3 separate regions of the Homo sapiens genome follow, and all the other regions are linked to region 2. Evidence: read pairs that join two places in POLR2A ChIA-PET (ENCODE). Cell type or tissue: HepG2. All regions are shown on one strand. Each heading gives the region's core, and the rest is flanking DNA. Links, peaks and the distances in the headings are about the cores only. Region 1 has its middle 33 kb from the start of LINC01485. Region 2 has its middle 19 kb from the start of C5orf47. Region 3 has its middle 13 kb from the start of LINC01485.

Region 1 (5,000 bases), core at 1-5,000, 150 kb before region 2:
AAGATATATGCCAGATTGCTAAAATTTAGAACAAAAACAAGAAACTCACTCCTAATTTGTTTTCTGTTGATTACATGTTGAAATGTCAATATTTTACATATATTTAATATGCTACTAAAGGGATTTTACCAGTTTCTTTTTACTTTTTTTTTTTTTTTTGAGATGGAGTCTTGCTCTGTTGCTCAGGCTGGAGTGCAATAGTGTGATCTCGGCTCACTGCAACCTCCGCCTCCCGGGTTCAAGCAATCCTCTTGCCTCATCCTCCTGAGTAGCTGAGATTACAGGCGCGTGCCACCATGCCCAGATAATTTTTGTATTTTTAGTAGAGATGAGGTTTCACCATGTTGGTCAGGCTGGTCTCGAACTCCTGACCTCGTGATCCGCCTGCCGCAGCCTCCCAAAGTGCTAGGATTACAGGTGCGCCTGGCCTCTTTTTACTTTTTTAATGTAGCTGCTAGAAAATGTAAAATTACATACGTGACTTGCATTATATGTATGGACGATGCCACCCTAGGAAGCTGACATTTTCCAGAAATCATCAGTGGCCTGATCTGTCAGCAGGTGTGTGTGTGTGGGTGTGTATGTGTGTGGGGGTGTGGGTGAGCCATTGAGGGGAGGCAGCACAGACCCAACAGTAGACATGCTACTTGGACTTGACACTGTAGAAGACAGAGAATGAGTCAGGCATTATGAGAAGCAGATTGGCCCGATTACATTGTTTAAATAACACCTCAAAGCAGAGTTGGGGAGGGACTAGACGTTCTCACGAAAAACAAAGCCACAAGAAGCTTTGTGGTGGAACAGAAAGAGGACAGTCACTAGGCTCAGGCTAGCCTAGTGGCTAAGAGTGTGGGCTCTGGAGTTTGAATCTTAGCCTTCCCACTAACTAGCTGTGTGAGCTCCAGTAAGTTACATAACAACTCTGTTTGTCTGTACAGTAAGGATCTATATCATTGGGTTGCTAAGAGGTATCTTAGTTTGGGCTGCAATAACTATACGGTTGATGCAAAAGTAATTACAGTTCTTGTGATTGAAACTAATGGCAAGCAGGGTGCAGTGGCTCACGCCTGTAATCCCAGCACTCTGGGAGGCCGAGGTGGGCGGATCATGAGGTCAGGAGATCGAGACCATCCTGGCTAACACGGTGAAACCCCGTCTCTACTAAAAATACGAAAAATTAGCCAGGCGTGGTGGCAGGTGCCTGTGGTCCCAGCTACTCGGGAGGCTGAGGCAGGAGAATGGCATGAACCCAGGAGGCGGAGCTTGCAGTGAGCCGAGATCATGCCACTGCACTCCAGCCTGGGTGACAGAGCGAGACTCCATCTCACAAAAAAAAAAAAAAAAGAAAAACAAAACAAACCAAACACACAAACAAACAAAAAAAACAACTAATGGCAAAAACTGCAATTACTTTTGTACCAACCTAATAGGTACCATAAACCAGAGAACTTTATTTCTCACAGTTCTGGAGGTTGGGAGCCTGAGGTCAGGGTGCCAGCATGGTTTGGCTCCAGGGCCCTGCTGCAGGCTGCAGATTGTTATTGTGTCATTGCAGGGTGGAAAGAGGAAAGAGAGCTCTCTGGAGTCCCTCTTATAAGGGCACTAATCTCTTCCATGAGGGATCCACTCTCATGACTCAGTTGTCTCCCAAAGGACCCATCTCCAAATATCACCACATTGGAGGTTAGGATTTTAACATACAAATCTGGGGAGACAGAAATATTCAGTCCATTGCGTGAGGCATAAATGTAGTTACATACGTTAAATGTTTGAAACAGCATCTGAATGGCCCATCTTGGTCGCACGCTCCTCTCTGATTTTGCCAGGAGGATATGGTCTTAGGATTGGATCAGCCTGGGTCTTGCACCCAGCCTCTGTGGACAGGCTATCTTGGTCTGCTATCCTAAGAAGTGGAGAGGGGAGGAAATGTGTCGGCCGACACAAACAGCAGCCACCCCTGTCTATTTCACCCTCCCGGCCCTATGACCTTGGGCAAATGACTCAATAGATCAGAAGAGACTCAAGTTATGCTTCTGTCAAAACTTCTGAGGGAAATGATGAGAACTGCACAATCCCCACCCCATACAAGGTACCCGACAAATGTTAATCCCTCCATTGGGCAAATGGAAGGCAATGTGGCCATGACTGGCAGCGGAGACCTGACTTTTGGCAGAGCCTAGTCAATTACCCAAGTTTGGGAGCTATCCTCTCTGGGGGCCAGATCATACCACAAACTTTCAAATCAATGTCAACAGGAAGGTCAGCTGGAACTTTCAGGCCAGGGTCTGGTGCGTGGGCCTGGGCCTGGCATCTGTTTAGTAAACATCCCCCAGCCTTCCTCTTGGAAGCCTTCCTTTACTCACTAAGCAGTTTTGGTCCAACCTGTTTTCCTTTTGTAGCTGGGATTTTGTAAGAGGCCAAATTCCAGGCTGGGGCAGGATAAACAAGATCGCATGGCTAATGATTGGTGAGTCTGCCTGGAATGCAATTTACCACAGAATTTCAGTGAAGGAGACTTTATCACCCCCTGGACTGTTTACAGGGAGGTTGTTAAAACAGGAAGGAGGTTCCAGGCTCTGCGGGGTAGCTGCCTGGCATTATTTTTCTTTGCCTTCTTTTAGGGAACAGGGGCACCTGCTATGAACTAAAAATTCTCTGCCTCAGTCTGCTTTACATGTAAAATCCCCTTGGTCAAAACCTTCCATTCATCTAACAAATTACAGCTTACAAAAGATTCTCAATTCTACCACTACCCCAGTTTGGCAGGTGGGGAAATCAGAGCTCAGAGCAGAGAAGTAACTTACCCAAGGACACGCAGCCAGGAAATGGCAGGGCCAGGATTAGAAAATTTTCCACAAAGTGAATCAGGCAATAATAGTGTTTGTGCTCCATCTTCTTCATCTGCAGCTAACCTTTCCCTCTGGGTGGGGATACGTGACTTGAATATAGTCTGGTGATGAAGGGATGAGAGGAGGGTCCCTTGTTCCAATGTGGATATTACCACAGTAGAGAAAGATTTTTCTTTTAACCCAGCTCAGAATTTTAGAAATTTGCATCCTTGACCTCACACTATCCCTTCTCTGTTCAAACAAACCCCTAGCCTCTCCAACTCCAGTGTTGGTGGCTCTCTTTCTAAAGGGTGTTGAGATAGACAGGTCAGTAAGGAGATTTGAGTCTGGCTCCTGGGATGGCAGCAATACTGATGTCTACACGACCTTTGGCAAATCACTAACTATCCGTCTCCGGGCCTGAGTTTTCTTTTCTGAACAAAGCGGATGTGAAGTCTAGATGAAGTCGGAAATCCCATCCATGCTTCTGAAAATTCTGCTTGTGGCTGCACCACTGAGGAGCAGGGGCCCGGGAAACGCCTGGCTCTAGTCTGCATCTTATGGCCCTGCCTTGCTGCCAGCATCCACAGGTCTCCCTAAGCCTTGGATGATTGGCCCCGGCTGCCCCGTCTGGTGAGCTCAGCGCAGCATTCGTGAGAACTGATGGTGGAGATAAAGATAGGCATGCTGAAATGAGGCACACTCTGCCTCTGCCCCCACACAGCCCTCCTCCCTCGAGACAGCTGTGGACCAGCCTGGGGGAGGACTGGTTGCCATCCTAGGATGAACAAAGCTTGGGGTGGGCAGGTTCCATTAGCTCATTCTCCTAATTATTCTGGCTGGTCATTGTTTCTCCTGATGAATTCCCAATTAGCACTGGGGAGCACAGCTTGGGTTTGATTCTGCCAGTTTTCCGGAGCCAGTTCTCAGCTATTTCTGGCTTGGCCAGACCTACGACCTTCCTGCTTCCATGCTAGCTGCAATTCAGGAATGGCCTCAGGGGCACTTACACGTTGCCACCATCAATGACAACACCGTGAAATTGGTCTCATTGTTGCCATTTCACACGTGGGGAAACTGAGGCTCAGTGAAGTGAAGAGGTTTGCCCAGCTTCCTACCACAAGTAAGTAAGTGGTGCAGGTGAACGCTGCCTTGCAGATTTTCAAACATGTCAGCCTTCTAGTCCAATCGTGGTCTTCATGTGATTCTCTTATGGCACCTAACTCACTGCTTTGCTATTACAGCACTTGAATAATTTAAAAACAAATTCTTAATTTAATAAAATCAATAAATAAACCTCATGATTTGTCTTCCCAATTGAAACCCCAGCTTCTGTGACATTCGGGCAATTTCTAAGCTAGCCAGAGAACCTCCTGGTCATGTTAGGAATAAGCAAAGCCGTTTGGGTTTTAATAACATGGTGAGAAAATAGTGTGACTTTAAAGTCCTTATTAGCCCTGGAATGCATTTTCCAAAGCAGGAATTAGCTGACACAGGCAGAGTGTCAGCTGGAAAAACAAGGTCTGGGTTAGGTGGCCCAGAAAAAAACCCGCTTTGGTGCCCAGAGCCTCCCATTGATTTCAATTGCTGGTTAGCATAGGCCAGCAGAACGATTGTCCCGTCGGTGAATGTGCCATTAGAAATGACCCCACCAGCTAATGGGGGTTTAAGAGTGGCTTGCTTGGTTCTTGGTATGGTTCCTGTTGTCATTTTTAGTAAGAAAATTACCTGTCTGTCATTCCCTTTAAACTTGCACGGTAATAATTAACCAGGCCCCAAAGAGAAGCTGGTTACCCTTAACCTTGGCTAGATGAAAGCTCAGTGACCCATTAAAGTCTGTGAAATCATTTAACTCTGAGCAGCTAGGGAGGTCATGTTGTAGCTGATATTTGGTGGAAAATGGATGTAAGAACTCACATTGGTTCATTATCTCACAATTTGCAGAGTTCAAGGTAACCTTGAGGTCATGAGCAAGGACTGTCACTCAGGCGTCAGCAAACCATGGCCCACTGGCCAAACCTGGCCCACCCCATACTTCTGTAAATAAAGTTTTATTGGAACATAGCCATACCCGCTCATATACATATCATCTGTGGCTGTTTTTGTGCTATAACAGTAGAGTTGAGTAGCTGTGACGAAGACCATATGGCTTGCAAAACCTAAAATATTCAC
Region 2 (5,000 bases), core at 1-5,000:
TAAGGGGTGTCGGAGGGTGAGGAGGAGGAGTTTAAGGGGGAGAGTAGGGAGAATGAGGAGGTCAAGAAGAGAGAGGAGAAGAATTTAACTATTGCATGTAATTTTGTGTCCAGAAGGTAACAGCACCCTCTACACACACGGCCCATAACTAGGGATCTAAGGCCTTCCACACTCCTGATCACACCCTCATCGTTCTCCCCAGGGTGGGGCAATTTTGCATTAACACAGTTATCACCCATAATGGGGAAAAACTGGAATTTTTTTCTTGGCTTTCCTTATACACGTTTTGTAATATTCTTTCCTTTGAATTCTACATGGAGAGTGGAGCTCCATAATGGTTGGAAGCCGGGGTCTATCATCTGATGCTGGTAGCACGTAGCACTGTGTTTAGCACGGAGTAAGCACTCAGTAAGTGTTAACTCATTATCATCATCGTTGTTTGCTACTATTATCTATCCACTGACAAAGTGCCAGTCCCAGTGCTGAGTTGAGGGCAGAGGTGGGTGGCAGGGTCACTGCCCAGTGCAGGGGCTAGGAACCCCGGGATGCCCCTCTCCCACATTCCTTTCCTCCTGTGGATTCTCTGGCTCCCACCCCATCCAGCCTACAACAGTTGCCATGGTGACCGAGAAGGCTCTGCGACTCCAGGCCCTGCTGCTACCGCAGTGCCCAGCTCTTGCTGTCTCCCTCTTTCCATCTTAGGAACTGGAGGATTCCGCCCACGTCTGGGAGTCATGAGCGGCAGCAGAGGGGGTTGAATGTGTGCTACCAAACTGGACAGAAACTCCAGAGGGGCTGTGTCCTGGGACTGGTTTTCTGGAAACTTTGGATAAGCCCCAAATCTTTCCCTTTAGAGAAAGAATCAGGAGGTGGGAAGAGGAGTTGGAAATTAGGCCCTGTGTCCTTCAGCGACAGCTCAGTGATACTGCCTTTGAGGAAACAGAATTTTTAGTTCTGCAATTTTTTCCCCTTTGTCCTTATAAACTGCAAAAGGTGGGTGAAGGGAGCCCAGACACCATGTGGGATAGTAGACCTGACTTGCTTCTGGGAGTTAGGCATAGCTGGGCTCAAACGCCAAAGACAGGAAGCATTGTGGTTAGGGACTTGGCTTTGGGGTGATACCAACGGGGTTTCTATCCTTGGACTACTGCTGACGGACCGAGTGACCCAGACCACATTAGGTAACCTCTAAGAATCGGCTTTCTCATGCATTAGAAGGGGCAAATAATATCTTCATCACTGGTTTGAGGTTAGGATTTAACAAGGTATTCACGAAAAATGTGCTTCAGTCATAATCATGAGGGGTCCCCAGTATCATTAACATTATTGCCCCAGATCTGACCATTGTTGGCCCCAACTACCTAAGGAAAGTCCCCTCACCTCTCAGAGAGATGGAGATATAGCCTCCAGCCTCCACCCCCGCAGCTAGGGTGGAACAGAGACCTGACCGCCTCTGCCCCTGCCTTGCAAAACACCCCAACAGCAGTGGCTCATTGCCCTGGAAATCAAATCCACCCCAAGGCCTTGCAAGACCTGGCCCTGGCTCCCAGCCTGCCCTTCTATTTCCCCTTCTTGACGGCGGGCTGCCGCCGCTCTGCCTGGGCCACCGTTCTGGTAATGCAGGTCCCCTTCCCTGGTGCACCGTCCTCTCACCTGCCTCCTAGGAAAGTCTCTGCCTGCTCCTGCCCTGCTCCCTTCCTTGCTTCGACCCAGCTCCACGTGGAGCTGGCTCCTCACTTCTCCTTCTGCAGTCAGCTGGCACATCACCATCACCTCCTCCCTCTGAGAGGACTTCCTGGGTCTCTCTGAAGCCCTCCTGGCCATCATGTTTTATTTGTTATCAGAAGCACTCCTGACTCAGCACTAAATAGGATGCATAATTGTCACTGCCTATCATTTGTTTACCTTTCTTGGGGGAGGAAACAAACATTCTCTTGCTCGCCTGTGTCCTCAGGACCCATCATGTGCCTTGCTCCTGGTAAGCACTTACTAAATGTTTGCTGAATGGGTGACTAACAGGATCCCTATGTGAGCTCTCTTTCTTAGACCGGCTTTCAAAATTGCCATGCAGAGGAGGGCTGTGCTTCAGGATTAGAGGCCCACAGCTTATGGGGCCCCAAGGCTGGATGTTTCACAAGGAAAGTGGATATCAGAATGCCTGATAAAGGTAGCCTGGAGCACTCAGAGAAGTACAGGCAAAAAGTTCACCTGAGGATCTTGTCAAAATACAGGTTGCGAGTCAGCAGCGCTGGGAGCCTGAGACTACATCTCTACCAAGCTATCCAGTGGGCTCCATGCTACTGCTTCTCCATAGAAGTTAGTTCTTGAGAAAGCCGTGAACGTTCAGACCTGGGAGTAACGCTGTCAGAATGAGTGCAGCGGCAGGGAGAGCAGAGCCTGGGGGGGTTGTGGGTGGGCCTCCTGCCTGACCCAGGCCCTAGGGACAGGGAGGACAAAAGCAAAGGAAGGGCTGGCTCCCCTCTATGTCTGAGCAGACCAGCCAGATGAGGCTGGAATCTGTTTTCTAGAATTTGCCTTAGTCCCAGGGAAAAAATTCCATCCGGGAGTTTGCTCATTCATTCATCTATTTATTTCTTCAACAAATATTTGTTATTCTTAGGCCCCGAGGATGCTGTGGGGACAAGACAGGTAAAGGCTCTGTCCTCTTGGCATTTATGTTCTGGAGACAAAGGCCTGGGTTTGAGCCCTGGGATGTATGTGTGTGTGTGTGTGTGTGTGTGTGTGTGTGTGTGTGTGTTGCTGTGTCGGATTTTGGTGAGTCACTTCAGCTTCAGCAGTGCAGCCTTAGTGAAATGTGATGGGCGTCATTGGGAAGATCTCGGGAAAGAATGCCGTGAAAAGATAAGGCACTACTGTTATGCACAGAACCACTAATCTGAATTTGCGACTTTATAACTGTTACCCAAAGTTGTTGATCTGCAAAAGAGCATTGCATCAGGGAGTTTCTTTATTCATTCAGTCATTCATCCAACAAGTATTTGCACTGTCCCAGGCTCTGGGGACATTGTGGGGACAAATCCAGCAAAGTCCCTGTTCCCTTGGCATTTATGTCCTGGGAAAGGGAACTCATCAGACGGTCACCAAGTAAACACGTACATAAGTAGGAAAACATTAGTGCTAAGCCTCGAGGAAATTAAACCAGCTAATACAGTGCAGACTAGGAAGGAGTGGGGCTATGTTAACTGGGCGATTAGAGAAGGCCTCCTTGACAGGTGAGATTTAAACACATCTGAATAATGAGAAAACACAAGCCATGCTAAACTGTGAGGAGAAAGTATTCTGGACAGAGGAAATAGCACGTGCAAGTGTCCTGGGGCAAGACTGAGCTTGATAAATGTGCAAGGAAGAGCAGTGTGGCCGGGCACAGTGAGCCAGGGGGCGCACCTGAGCTCAGAGAGGTGGAGGGGCTGCACAAGACAAGACCTTGTTAGCCCAGTAGAGACTTTAGATTTTATTTCTAATTACACAGAGGGAGAGTCAGTGAAGAGTAGCTGCAGGGGAGGAATGGGACTGATTTGCGATCACCAGGACAACTGTGGGAAGAATAGATTGTAAAGGAGCCCGAGTGGGGCAGGAGAAGCCCTTAGGAGGGGATAGCAGTGGCGCTGGTGTCACTGGTGTCAGTGGAGGATGGCAGCAGAACCGGGCCACGTTAGCTCTTCGTGTCAGAGAGAACGTGGGCAGTGAGGAAGACACGTGCGCGTGACTTGAGAGTTGGCAAAGTCCCACGTGCCCTACTATTTTGGGAGGAAACACAATTTACAACGCATTACTAATCTCGTTCCCTTGGAACACTTCAGCAAAGGCAAAACTTTCATGAAGTCAGAAGGAAACAAGGCCAGTTCTAATCCTGCCTAGACACACAGAACCTTCAAAAGGAAGGTATCGATTACAAAGGGAGACTGTTACCCCAATCCCCTCCCTGTCCTCTGAAGTCTCATTGAAATTCTTTGCTTATCTGAAAGGGTATGAGATCCTGCTTCAACAAGTAAGGAGTGGTATTAATACTTAGTTGCATGAAACAGACTCTAATTCTGATCAAGCGGTGCTCTAATTTGGCGGGGGCGGGAAGGGCGGTTCTGGAAGGAAAATGAGATGGAAGTGATGATGCAGGCAACTTAATTAAGAGACTGGGCGCAAAACCCAGGTGTGTGTCTGTGTTGGTTTTGTGGTGTGGAGGCAGCAGGGGGAGGGAGGAAACACTCAGTTTTCCTGCTACCAGGTCTAGAGAATTGTATCTCAGTTCCCTGTAGGGGTGGGGCCCTCCCATTCCTTCAGGGTTGGGCCAGGTCCCCTGGGCCCAGGGTCCTTTCATTCACAAAGGACTGAAAATGGAGACAGCTGACATTATCTGAAGGCTGAACAATAGCCATAGAGCTCCACTGCCTGGTATCATAGCATTGAGCCCTGAACACCTTTCAACTTGGTACCATTATCACACCCTCTGTGGTAACCCACAAAGAATCCAATCTTCCCCTAATTCTCAACAAGAGCACAAGGATGTTACATTGTACTTTGAGGGTTAATAGCATTTATTTATTTGTTTAACATACACATTTAAAATATATCAATTTCTGTGTGTGGTTTTTTTTTTTTTTTTTTTTGAGATGGAGTCTTGATCTGTCGCCCAGGCTGGAGTGCAGTGGCGCCATCTCGGTTCACTGCAACCTCTGCCTCCCAGGTTCAAGCGATTCTCCCGCCCCAGCCTCCTGAACAGGTGGGATTACAGGCGCCCGCCACCACACCTGGCTAATTTTTATATTTTTAGTTGAGACGGAGTTTCGCCATGTTGGCCAGGCTGGTCTCCAACTCTTGACCTCAGGTGATCCGCGCGCCTCGGCCTCCCAGAGTGCTGGAATTTAGAGGCGTGAGCCACCGCACCCGGCCCACAATTTGTTTATTATAAAAAAGGAAATCTCTCTTCCCCTCAACACATAGAATTGGCCTGGGCCTCTTTCCCTCACAGAGCAGTCCTGGGG
Region 3 (11,292 bases), core at 6,293-11,292, 160 kb before region 2:
TCAGTCCAACCTTGCAGACTTGGCTACTGCTGATCTTCTCCTCATCCCTTCTGTGGGGGCCCCTATAGGTAGGCATCTATTGTACTGCTGTGCCAGGGTCTAGCCTCCCTGAATTAAATGTGCCACTCAGCCATTTCCATTGGTCACTGAAGTTTCCACCCCCACCCAGTCCTGGTCAGTCTCCCTCTGTCTCACTGCACTCAAAGGCACTTGGCTCTCTCCCTCCCCTGCAGCATAATAACTCAAGTTCAGGCTTTTACTCAAAGCCAGAGGAGGCAGCCTGTCATTGAGTACCTTCTAGTAGCATGGGGCTAGTTTGTACTGGAGGAAGGAAGAGGGAGTATAGGAGCACAGAAAGGAAAGGCAACACCCCACTGGTCATCATGGCAATCAGCTAGGGTGTTCCTACTGGCCACAGTACCCACTGCTTCTGGAAACCTCTCTTTTCCAGAAGGCCCCTGTGGCCATGGAACATAGATCCCCCACTGACATTTGAGTGGGTTCCTGAAGTTATTGCCTGCAGCACAAGATCCATTTGCTCCGAGCAGTGAGAGATGGAGAGGGAGCAACTGGGCCCTAGAGCCGGGTGGTCAGCATGAGGCTCCAGCAGGATCCTGGCGGGTGGTGGCTTTCCCAGCCAGCTTCTCCGAGAGCTGCCCCAGCCCAGGCCACTGCTATTTCTCCAGGATTCTTCCTTGGGGGTAGCTCTATGATCATTTTTATTGGATGTGTCAAAATCACTTTGCTTAAACTCAAATCTGGTCTAGGTTCTCTGTTGAAATAAATCCTAAACGTCTCAATGCAGACTTCAAGGCTCTGCAAAATTCAACCTCACCCTAAATTCAAGCCTCACCCTTTCTCTCCTCACATTCTCCTTGGGCTCCAGAATCACATACATATTATTTCTCTCTTCTCCTGGCCTTTGGTTATCCTGTGTCCCCTGCCTGGCACACAACCTCCCCAGCAGGCATTTTGGCTGACTCCAGAGCCATCCTTCAGTGTTGGAGAGTAGAGGGAACGGTGGCTTTGAAGTGCCCAGGTCTGGAGTCAAATGCCTGCTCTGCTACTTGCTGGATGTGTGATCTGTTGTTCTCTGAGCCTCAAGCTTCCCATCTGTAAACTGGTTATCACTAAAGCAACTACACAGGGCTGAAGTGAGGATCCAGTGAGAAAATGGACATAAAACACAAAGTGAAGTGAGAAAATGTGCCACTCTGATATGCTGTCAGCATAGAAAACTGTCTCTTCCATTCCTTCAACAAATATCCCCTCTTTGCACTCTACCCCCAGCTGAATAAAAGCAGAGTGTAGTTTATGTAGCTTAAGAGGTGACTGACAGCTAGATTCTTGGTCAGGAGATTGCGTGATAGAGAGTCTGAAAGTGACAGGTATCATTTATTAACACTTGCCATGTGCCCAGCACCATGTGGAATGCCCACAGATGTTACCCACTGAGTTCACACATCCCCGGGCAGGGAGGAGCTTTTTTCATTTGTCTGTTTTTATGAACAACAAAAAAGAGGCTCAAAGAGTTTAAGTGACTTATCCAATGTCACTGCAGTTAAAACACACACACACACACACACACACATCCACACACATGTACATATATACACTTATTTTTTAATTAATTAATTAATTAACTAATTATTTATTTTTGAGACAGAGTTTCACTCTTCTTGCCCAGGCTGGAGTGCAAAGGCATGATCTTGGCTCACCACAACCTCGCCTCCCCTGTTCAAGCGATTCTCCCGCCTCAGCCCACCAAGTAGCTGGGATTACAGGCATGTGCCACCACGTCCAGCTAATTTTTTTGTATTTTTAGTAGAGACGGGGTTTCTCCATGTTGGTCAGGCTGGTCTCGTACTTCCGACCTCAGATAATCCACCCACCTCAGCCTCCCAAAGTGCTGGGATTACAGGCGTCAGCCACCGCGCCCAGCCCATATATACACTTCTATACACCCTTCCACCCCACATCCCTTCACAGTCTCACACATACTCACACACTCATACATACACACAGGCACTCTGTCTCACACACTTTCACATACACACATGCGAGGAAAAGGATATACGGGAGATTGGACCTTGGTTGGCTCAGAAAAAGCAAGAAGCCATGAATAGCAAAAAGGACAAGCAACACCCATCCAGTCCCAACCAAGGGTGGCAAAGCAGGCTGAATGCAGGAGTCCTGGCTGCTATTTCTGACACTGCTATGCTGAGGAAAGAGTTTTGGGCATGATGATGCTGTTGTTTCATTGGTGCTTAAGGGGCTGCTTTCTCCCCTGAAACGATCTTCCTATTCACAGCAGTCCCAGATAATCAGACACTGGCAAAGAACATGTGCCCAAAACATGGTGGTGAGTTTTTATGAGGGAGGCGAATACCACTCCCTTGTCTCAGGACATTCCAAACCTTCGCCTTATCTGACTTAAGCAGCACAGACACGCTCTGGCGGATCGGTGGAATACTCCTTGGATTCCTACATTTAACCTTGCTCTCTCAGTCCCTGTGGTTTTGTTGATTGCACACACACCTTTCGTTTCCATGGACCACAGGGTACATGTTACTCTTGGAAATGTTATATTAAATTTGACAAATAAATGAAATTTTTAAAATGCTGCCTGTGAATGCCTGTGAGCATTTTAGTGTTTCAGACACGTACTCACTTAGAAGTGGTGATTAGGCCTGTGCCCAACAGGCTGGGCCATCTGCAGTGTTATTCATCCTTCATTCAAAAATGTTTATTGAGGCCGGGTGCAGTGGCTCATGCCTATAATCCCAGCACTTTGGGAGGCCGAGCTGGACGGATCACCTGAGGTCAGGAGTTCAAGACCAGCCTGGTCAACATGGCAAAATGCCAGTGCTACAAAAAATACAAAACTTAGCCGGGCATGGTGGTGCACACCTGTAGTCCCAGCTATTCAGGAGGCTACGGCAGGAGAATCACTTGAACCCAAGAGACAGAGGTTGCAATGAGCCGAGATCGCACCACTGCATTCCAGCCTGGGCAACAGAGTGAGATTCTGTCTCGATTAAAAAAAAGGAAATATTTGTTGAGCACCTAGCATAAGCAGGACACCGTTATGGGCCTGTGATGACAATCGAATGCCAAACAGGCAAGGCTCCTGTATCCAAGGAGATGACCGGAGGGAGACAGAAAACAAGTCAGCAAACAAAGCAATGAGCAAAATCATTTCAAGCAGTGGTGTGTTAGAGACACAATACAAAAGCTTGTGCAACACCCGACACTTGTTCACAGCTGCGTACAGCACTATTCACAACAGCCCAAAGTTGGAAACAACCTTCCTGTTCATCAGCAGATGAATGGATGCACAAAATGTGGGTATCTACATTCACCTTTAATAAGAAAGGAAATTCTGACACATGCTACAACATGCATGGACTTTGAGGATACTATGCTAAGGGAAATAAGCCAGTGACAAAAGGACACAAACCGTGTAATTCCACTTATATGAGATTCCCAGAGTAGTCAAATTCACAGAGATAGAAAGTAGAGTAGAAGTTACCAGGGGCCGGAGAATTATTGTTCAATGAGTATAGAGTTTCTCTTTGGCATGAATAAAACGACTGGAGACAAATGGTGGTGATGGTCACACAACAATGGGAATGAACTTACTGCCACTGAAGCATATACTTAAAAGTGGCTAAAAAGATACATTTTATATATGTATGCTTTACCACCAAAAAAATGACTTTTTTTTTTTTGAGATGGGTTCTCCCTTTGTTGCTTAAGCTGGAGTGCAGTGGCATGATCTCGGCTCACTGCAACCTCTGCCTCCTGGGTTCAAGCAATTCTTCTGCCTCAGCCTCCCGAGTAGCTGGGACTACAGGTGCCCGCCACCATGCCTGGCTAATTTTGTATTTTTAGTAGAGATGGGGGTTTCACCATGTTGTCCAGGCTGGGCTCGAACTCCTGAACTTGTGATCCACCCGCCTCAGCCTCCCAAAGTGCTGGGATTACAGGCATGAGCCACCGTGCCCAGCTAAAAAAATGACTTTTTTTAAAAAAAGGTTATGTGCTAGAGAGTAACTGGGTGGAGATGGAGAGTGAGTGAATGCACCTGAGATGGCTGTGGAAGGCCTCATTGGGAAGGGACATTGGAGCAGAGTGGAGAGAGGTCAGGCAGGAGAGCTAGGTTGGGGGGAGGCAGTTGCATGTGGGGCCTCGAGGCCAGAGCAGGGAGTGTGACTCTTATTCTAAGCAGCAGACAAATTACAAAAAAATGTAGCTGCGGGGTGACATAATCAAACTGACACTTTTAAAAGCTCCTTCAGGCCAGGCATGGTGGCTCACGCCTGTAATCCCAGCACTTTGGGAGGCCAAGGCAGGCGGATCACTTGAGGCCAGGAGTTCGAGAGCAGGCTGGCCAACATGGCAAAACCCCATCTCTACTAAAATTTAAAAAATTAGCAGGGTATGGTGGCTCATGCCTGTAATCCTAGCTACTCGGGAGGCTGAGGCAGGAGAATCGCTTGAACCCGGGAGGCGGAGCTTGCAGTGAGCTGAGATCGCGCCACTGCACTCCAGCCTGAGAGAGAGAGTGAGACTCTGTCTCAAAAAAATAAAAATAAAAATAAAATAAAATACAAGCTCCCTCGAGCTGCTGTGGAGCAGAGATTGCCAGGGAAGACACTGGAATCCACGGGAGCTGTGGGGAGGTGAGTGTGGGAGTCCAGGAAAGAGGTGAGGCCTGTCCCCTTCTCATATCTCAGCCCATTTGCCCCTGCCTGGTCACATGTTGGATCAGCAGGTCACACGTTGGGAAAGGAAGATGAGGAAATCAGAGTGTTGAAATCCACTGTGGCTGTGCATGGCAAAGGCTCTGCCCTGTTGGGGAATGGGGCGTGGCCCATGCTGCCCCTTGGACCTAAGCCTCATTCACTCAGCTTGCCATGGGAGACACTGGCGCAGGGGTCTGTGGGCAGGGGCCAAGGGTGGGCAGGGTGGTGGTTTCCAAGGGCATTGGCCTGAGGGTCAGCAGAGCTGGCTCAACCCCAACTCTGATGCCAGCGGCACGCCTTGAATGAAGGAGCTCACCTCCCTCAGTCTCAGTTTCTCCATCTGTAAAAGGAGGATAATAACGGTTCTTACATTGCAAGGTCATTGTAAGGGTTCAACAGGATAATGCGTCTTAAGCTTTTAACACTGTATCCAGCTCAGGATAAACTCTCAGTAAAGGATAGTTATCATCATTATCATCATCATTATTTTACTATTCTAGATCTAAAATATTTACTCCATCTGCCCCAGGCACATTAAGATCATAAGACCTTCCCATCTAAACTTGTAAGTCCCTTTGATTAGTGAGGTTGGCTACCATTTAATACTCTGGGAGAATTTTGCGGGCAGTGTTTGGATCTTCTTCATCATTCTCTTCTCCTTCAAGTCACACAGTAGGCATTCCTGTCTGTGGTGACTCTACACCTTCATTTTTGTGGATAGCACTCAGAATTCCTGGAGTTACCTGTTCGGTGTCTGTGTTTCCTGCCAGAGGTGCTCTATTTAGGTGGGACCACCCCTCCCTTGGCTATCGTTGTGTTAATAGTGGACAGATTAAGAATCCAGACTTGGCCAGGTGCAGTGGCTCACACCTGTCATCCCAGCACTTTGGGAGGGCTAGGAGGGAGTATTGCTTGAGCCTAGGAGTTTGAGACCAGCCAGGGTAACATAGGGAGACCCCATCTCCACAAAAAATTAAATATTAGCCAAGCATGTTGGCATGTGTCTATAGTCCCAGCAACTTGGGAGGCTGAGGTGGCAGGATCACTTGGGCCCCAGGGGGTTGAAGCTGCAGTTAGCCAAGATCACACCACTGCACTGCAGCCTGGGTGACAGAGTGAGATCCTGTCTCAAAATAAATAAATAAATAAAATCCAGACTTCAGTATATAGTCATCCCTTGGTATTGATCTGTAGGATATTGGTTCTAGACTCTCTTTCAGATACCAAAATTCAAGGATGCTCAAGTCCTGATATAAAATGGTTTGGTATTTGCTTATAACCTAGGCACATTCTCCGGTATACTCTTTTTACTATTTTTTTTTTTTAAGATGGAGTCTTGCTCTGTGACCCAGGCTGGAGTGCAGTGGTGCAATGTCGGCTCACTGCAACCTTCGCCTCCCAGGTTCAAGCAATTCTCGTTCCTCAGCCTCCCGAGTAGCTGGGATTACAGGAACATGCTACCGTGCCAAGCTAATTTTTTTTTTTTTTTTTTTTTGTATTTTTAGTAGAGATGAGGTTTTGTCATGTTGCTGGTCTGGAACTCCTGACCTCAGGTGATCTGCCCGCCTAGGCATCCCAAAGTGCTGGGATTACAGGTGTGAGCCACCATGCCCAACCTCTCCTGTATACTTTAGATCATCTCTAGATTAGTTATAATACCTAATAAATATAAGTTCTGTATAAATAGTTGTTATATTGTTTAGGGAATAATCACAAGGAAAAGTGTCTGCTCATGTTCAGTACAGACACACTTTTTTCCTGAATATTTTACATCCACAGTTGGTTGAATCCACGAATGCAGAAACTATGGATACCAAGGATTGACTGTATATCCAAAATAATTGAAAGAAAGGACTCAAACAGATACTTGTACACAAATGATCATAGCAACACTCTTCACAATAGCCAGAAGGAGGAAGCAACCCAAGTGTCTATTGACAGATGAGTCGATAAACAACATGTGGTATATCCATACGATGGAATATTATTTAGCCTTAAAAAGGAAGAAAATTCTGATAACGTGCTGCAATGTGGATGAAAATTGAGGGCACTACGCTAAGTGTAGTGCAATCTCGGGTACTATGATAAGTCAGTCACAAAAAGACAATTGAGGGTACTACGATAAGTCAGTCACAAAAAGACAAATGTTGTATGATTCCACTTATATAAGTAGTCAAACTCAAAGAGACAGAAAGTAGAATGGTGGTTGCCAGGGCTGGGCGAGGGGACGTGGAGAGTTGTTTCATACATATGTCTCAGTTTTGCAAGATGTAAGAGTTCTGGAAGTGGGTCGCACAACAATGCGGGTACACTTAACACCACTGAGCTGTACACTCAAAAATGGTTATGATGGTGAATTTCATGTTATGTGTTTTTTTTTAAACTACAATTTTAAAAAAGAAAAAGAATCTGGACTTTTGAGAAGAGAGGCCTGGGTTACAACCTGAACTCTGATGTAAATGGAAAGAACAACGTTACCAGTCTCTTGGGGTGAACCTGAGTCTTGCATGCGATACTAATGTAAAATCCAGTGCCTGATACGTGGTATGTACTTAACAAATGTTATATCTTTGCTTGTATTATCCTGAATGCTCAATAAACATCGGTTGAAATAAATGAATGAAACAAATGTTTAAAAAGGTAACAGCACTCACTCTTCAAAGGAGGCTTTGTGTTGGGAGCTATTGTTGGGCCTCTCCAGTGCTGAATCCAGGAGTCCCATCTTGACTGTCGGTGGCCTTTGTTGCAGTTGTTCCTTCTTTTCTTCCTGAAACCTTTTCTTCACCTGGCTTCAGGGACAGGACTCTCTCTTGGTTCTCCTTGTACCTCCCCACCCTCAACGTCTCAATCTCCTTTGCTGGTCCTCCTCAGCTTCCTGACCCGTCAATGCTAATGTGCTTGGGACCCAGTGATTCCTTCTCTTCCCTTTTCTATCTGTACGTACTCCGTAGGAGGCCTCAGCCAGACTCATGGCTCCACATCCCATTAATGCATACATTAATACCATAGATACATACATAATACAGCTCTCCACCTTGCACCTCTCCCCTGAAATCCAGACCATTATATATCCACTCTCTCCTTGATGCTTCCACTTGAATGTCTAACTCAACATTTTAATAAACAAATAGAAGACATCCAATTTAGTACATCTAAAAAGAATCCTATCTCAGTAAACGACAACTCCACTTCCAATTGTTTAGACCAAAAATCTGGGAATCATCCTTACCTTCTCTCTTTCTCTCATGTCCCCCATTTGAGCTATCGGTAAATCCCATCTGTTCAGCCTTCAGAATCTACCCACTTCATTCCACTGCTATCATCTCATTCCAAGCCCAAAACCCTTTGCCTGGATTACTGTTATTGACTTGTCAGTGATCTCCTTGCATTTATCTTGAACCCCCTTCTCAACAATGTATTCCTGACACAGCAAACGGAGTGATCCTTTAAAAACTGAAGATCATATCCTTTCTCCCATCAAAACATCCTATGGCCTCATTTTTCACTCAGGGTGAAAGCAAAGTCCTTGCAGTGCCTGTAAGTCCACATACTCTGGCACTGTCATATCTGAGACTTTAACTGCTACCATGGTCCCATTGGCTCACCCTGCTCCAGCTTCTCCGCCTTCCTGCAGTTGTTTGCATATGCTTGCAGGCTCTTGCCCCAGGGCCTTTGCACTCCCTCTCCAGGGCCCCTCTTCCTGCTGATATAACCATGGTATGCTTCCTCCATTTGTGCAGATCTCTACTCACAGACCGTATTATTGGAGAGATCTTTGTGCCCCCTCTATGAGGAGTCATATCCCTCCACTGATCTACCTCCTTTTCTACCCTTTACCTTGCTATACTTGTCTATCACCATCTGATACACTATACGTCTCACTGACTGTTCTTTTACATTGTCTATTGACTCCCTAAAATGTCAGCTCTATGGGGTCAGGGACCTTGCCTGACTCTTGCACTGATGTTTCTCAAGAGCCCAGTGCCAAGCACATGGTAGATCTTCAGTAAATATGTATCCAGTGAATCAGTGTGCACGTCTGCAAAGAGGCTGTGACCTGCGTGAGTTTTCCAGCTGTAAGAGTCAATGAATGGCCGAGACTCTCCGTGTTGCATCTTTCCTAGAGGAAAGGGCATTGCTGTTGCAATTGCCTCACAATCAACTGTGCTGGGTGGATTTACTGGGTAATTGCATGGCATTGGCCCAAACTGCAGAAGTAGATCTTTTCCCCATTTCTTTAGCGATCTCCTGAAGAGCCTGCCCAGCAACTAGACCCTTCAGCTAGCACCTTTACTAACAGGGCTGGGTTTGTCCAGGGTACCGGGGTGGGGTCCTGGATCCTCTGAGAAAAGGTCAGTAGAAGTGCAAATGCTGGTCCCCCAGACACTGGATTTGCCGGTCACACGCAGCAGAAAGAACAGCATGTTCTTTACAAGCAGAGAACAAACCTCTCCGCAAACCTCCCCACTTGAGCTGGGATTTTCCTTCCTCCCCTATAGTGAGCCAGGCCTTGACCATAGCAACTGGCAGCATTTCCCTGATTCCCAGGCTTTCGTTTTGCGTTGCCACGGAAATGGACCACTGGACTCCAAGACATATTCCAGTGACATTCATTCACACACCTGATTGTCCTCTCCGAGGGCCCAAACACACATACACACACATGCGCGCACGCACACGCACACATACACACAAAGTGACCTTGATGCGATCGTTCTAATTGCCCTGTAACACCGCAGACACGAGAATGAGTGGGTCACATGGCAGCTACTTAAGACTCACATGGGCTGCTCATGTGGCCCATGTGCAAAGATGAGGGGGAAGTAACCTCGATTCACAAATGCGATAATCTTGGCAGGAATCTCTCCCGCTTTTCCCCCTTGCATTCAGCTAAGAGGCAAAACCAAAAGAGAGGCTTTTTGATTTAAGGCAAAATCAAATCCTTGTTCTAGTTCTACTCAATGGGGAGGGGGAAGATAAATACCTTGCTCTGCTTCTGAGCTCGCTGTAATCTCTTGTCCCTCACAGCGTGCCCGCTACTCCACATGGCCTGGCTATGCCAGGATTCTCAAGCTGGTGAGAGCCCAAGCTCCTCACTTTAGAATGGACAGAGAATATGCCACCTAATGTTTGTTTTCAGCTTCTTGGGATCTTTGCAAAATTACCACAGAAATGTTTTCTGTGGGTATATTGCTATATCAATGTACTACATATGCAAGTATGTGCTTGGTAGGTGTGATATATTGGAAGAAGGTGCTGGTGTATGAGTCTTTGTGCCTGTGGAGAGAATATGAGGCTGGGATGTAAATGCATAGATATGCACCTGTGTGCATGGTGTGTGGAAATGATCTCTGCAGTTGTACACATGATCTCTACATAAGGGCATGGTGCATGCATGCACATTTGCGTGTTTCTGCATGTGGAGTGTGTACTTGGACTACACATGCTCATAGGGAACTCATCTGCAAATGCTAAACCATCAGTTGTCCCCTGGCCCCACTTGCTGCACCACACAAGGCTCCCTCCATAGCCTCGCTGGCCTCCCTAGAGGACTTATTGTTTAAGATGAATGATCAGAGAAATTGTGGCTGAGTTTCTACCCCTCAAAGGTTTTTGTCCCAGGGGTCAGGGAGTCCGAGTCCAGCTGGCGGTTTGTGAGGACAGTCATAAGGAGAAATGAAGTTCCTTGGCGCCTGGAACCTAAGGAGTTCTGCTTTTCTGTGAAGCACTACACCTACTTACACAGTCAGCCTGGCAGAAAGATCCAGCAACGAGATTCCTGTTTCCAACCCACACTCTCACCAATATGTATGCTCAGGCTCCTTGCAACTTTGGGTGACACAATAATTTGATTTCTTCACTGAAAACATACACCCACACCCATCCCCGCCCCGCAACCTCCCCCGCCTCCCCACACACTCACCATTAACATTAGGACTGTGCTGCAAACTGACCACAGCCAACCTAGGAAAGAGGGCTCCAGCAATCACTACAAAAATACATATTCTTTTTTCCTTTTAGATTCAAGAATAATACATGAAGGTTGGGCGCGGTGGCTCATGCCTGTAATGCCAGCACTTTGGGAGGGTGAGGTGGGAGAATTGCTTGAGCCCAGGAGTTTGAGACCAGCCTGAGCAACATGGCAAAACCCCCTCTCTCCAAAAAAAAAAAAATTTACAAAAATTAGCCAGGCATACCGGCATGTGCTTGTACTCTCAGCTACTCCAGAGGCTGAGGTGGGAGGATCGCCTGAGCCTGGGATGTCAAGGCTGCAGTGAGCCGAGATCGCACCCCTGCACTCCAGCCTCAGCGACAGAGTGAGACTCTGTCTCAAAAAAAAGAGAAAAAAAAAAAGAATGACACATGAAAACAGCATGTTCAAGGCCCCAGATGATAATGACTTATCTTTTAACATTTCATATCTTTGGCCAAAAAAGTTGCAGTGTGACCTTGAGCCGTATATTAGGTTGAATCATTGAAATTGCAGGCACTCAACCATCTCTGACGTACAAAACTATTTCATGTGGTTCAATCTAATACATAC

Evidence for each region. Peaks named below come from ENCODE experiments on the same cell type or tissue, not always from the same donor. Only the 100,000 strongest peaks of a DNase experiment are listed, where the experiment ranks them.
Region 1: POLR2A ChIA-PET joins it to region 2 with 44 read pairs; 5 of 35 experiments call an interaction of 5 or more read pairs at or near these places.
Region 3: POLR2A ChIA-PET joins it to region 2 with 17 read pairs; 5 of 35 experiments call an interaction of 5 or more read pairs at or near these places.

The regions. Positions count from the first base shown.
Region 1 is chr5:173,821,929-173,826,928 of GRCh38, forward strand. No RefSeq gene overlaps it. Among named protein-coding and RNA genes, the nearest start is that of LINC01485, 33 kb to the left of the region's middle. RefSeq lists a cis regulatory region at 494-896. In HepG2, for the core only: no CTCF peak of the experiment used is centred there; DNase peaks (open chromatin) are centred at 733, 2,003, 2,423, 4,653 and 1 weaker place; H3K4me3 peaks cover 2,293 bases.
Region 2 is chr5:173,967,716-173,972,715 of GRCh38, forward strand. No RefSeq gene overlaps it. Among named protein-coding and RNA genes, the nearest start is that of C5orf47, 19 kb to the right of the region's middle. RefSeq lists an enhancer at 129-792. In HepG2, for the core only: a CTCF peak has its summit at 3,390; DNase peaks (open chromatin) are centred at 2,006 and 2,696; H3K4me3 peaks cover 503 bases.
Region 3 is chr5:173,798,059-173,809,350 of GRCh38, forward strand. No RefSeq gene overlaps it. Among named protein-coding and RNA genes, the nearest start is that of LINC01485, 13 kb to the left of the region's middle. RefSeq lists an enhancer at 4,688-4,982. In HepG2, for the core only: no CTCF peak of the experiment used is centred there; DNase peaks (open chromatin) are centred at 8,363 and 8,763.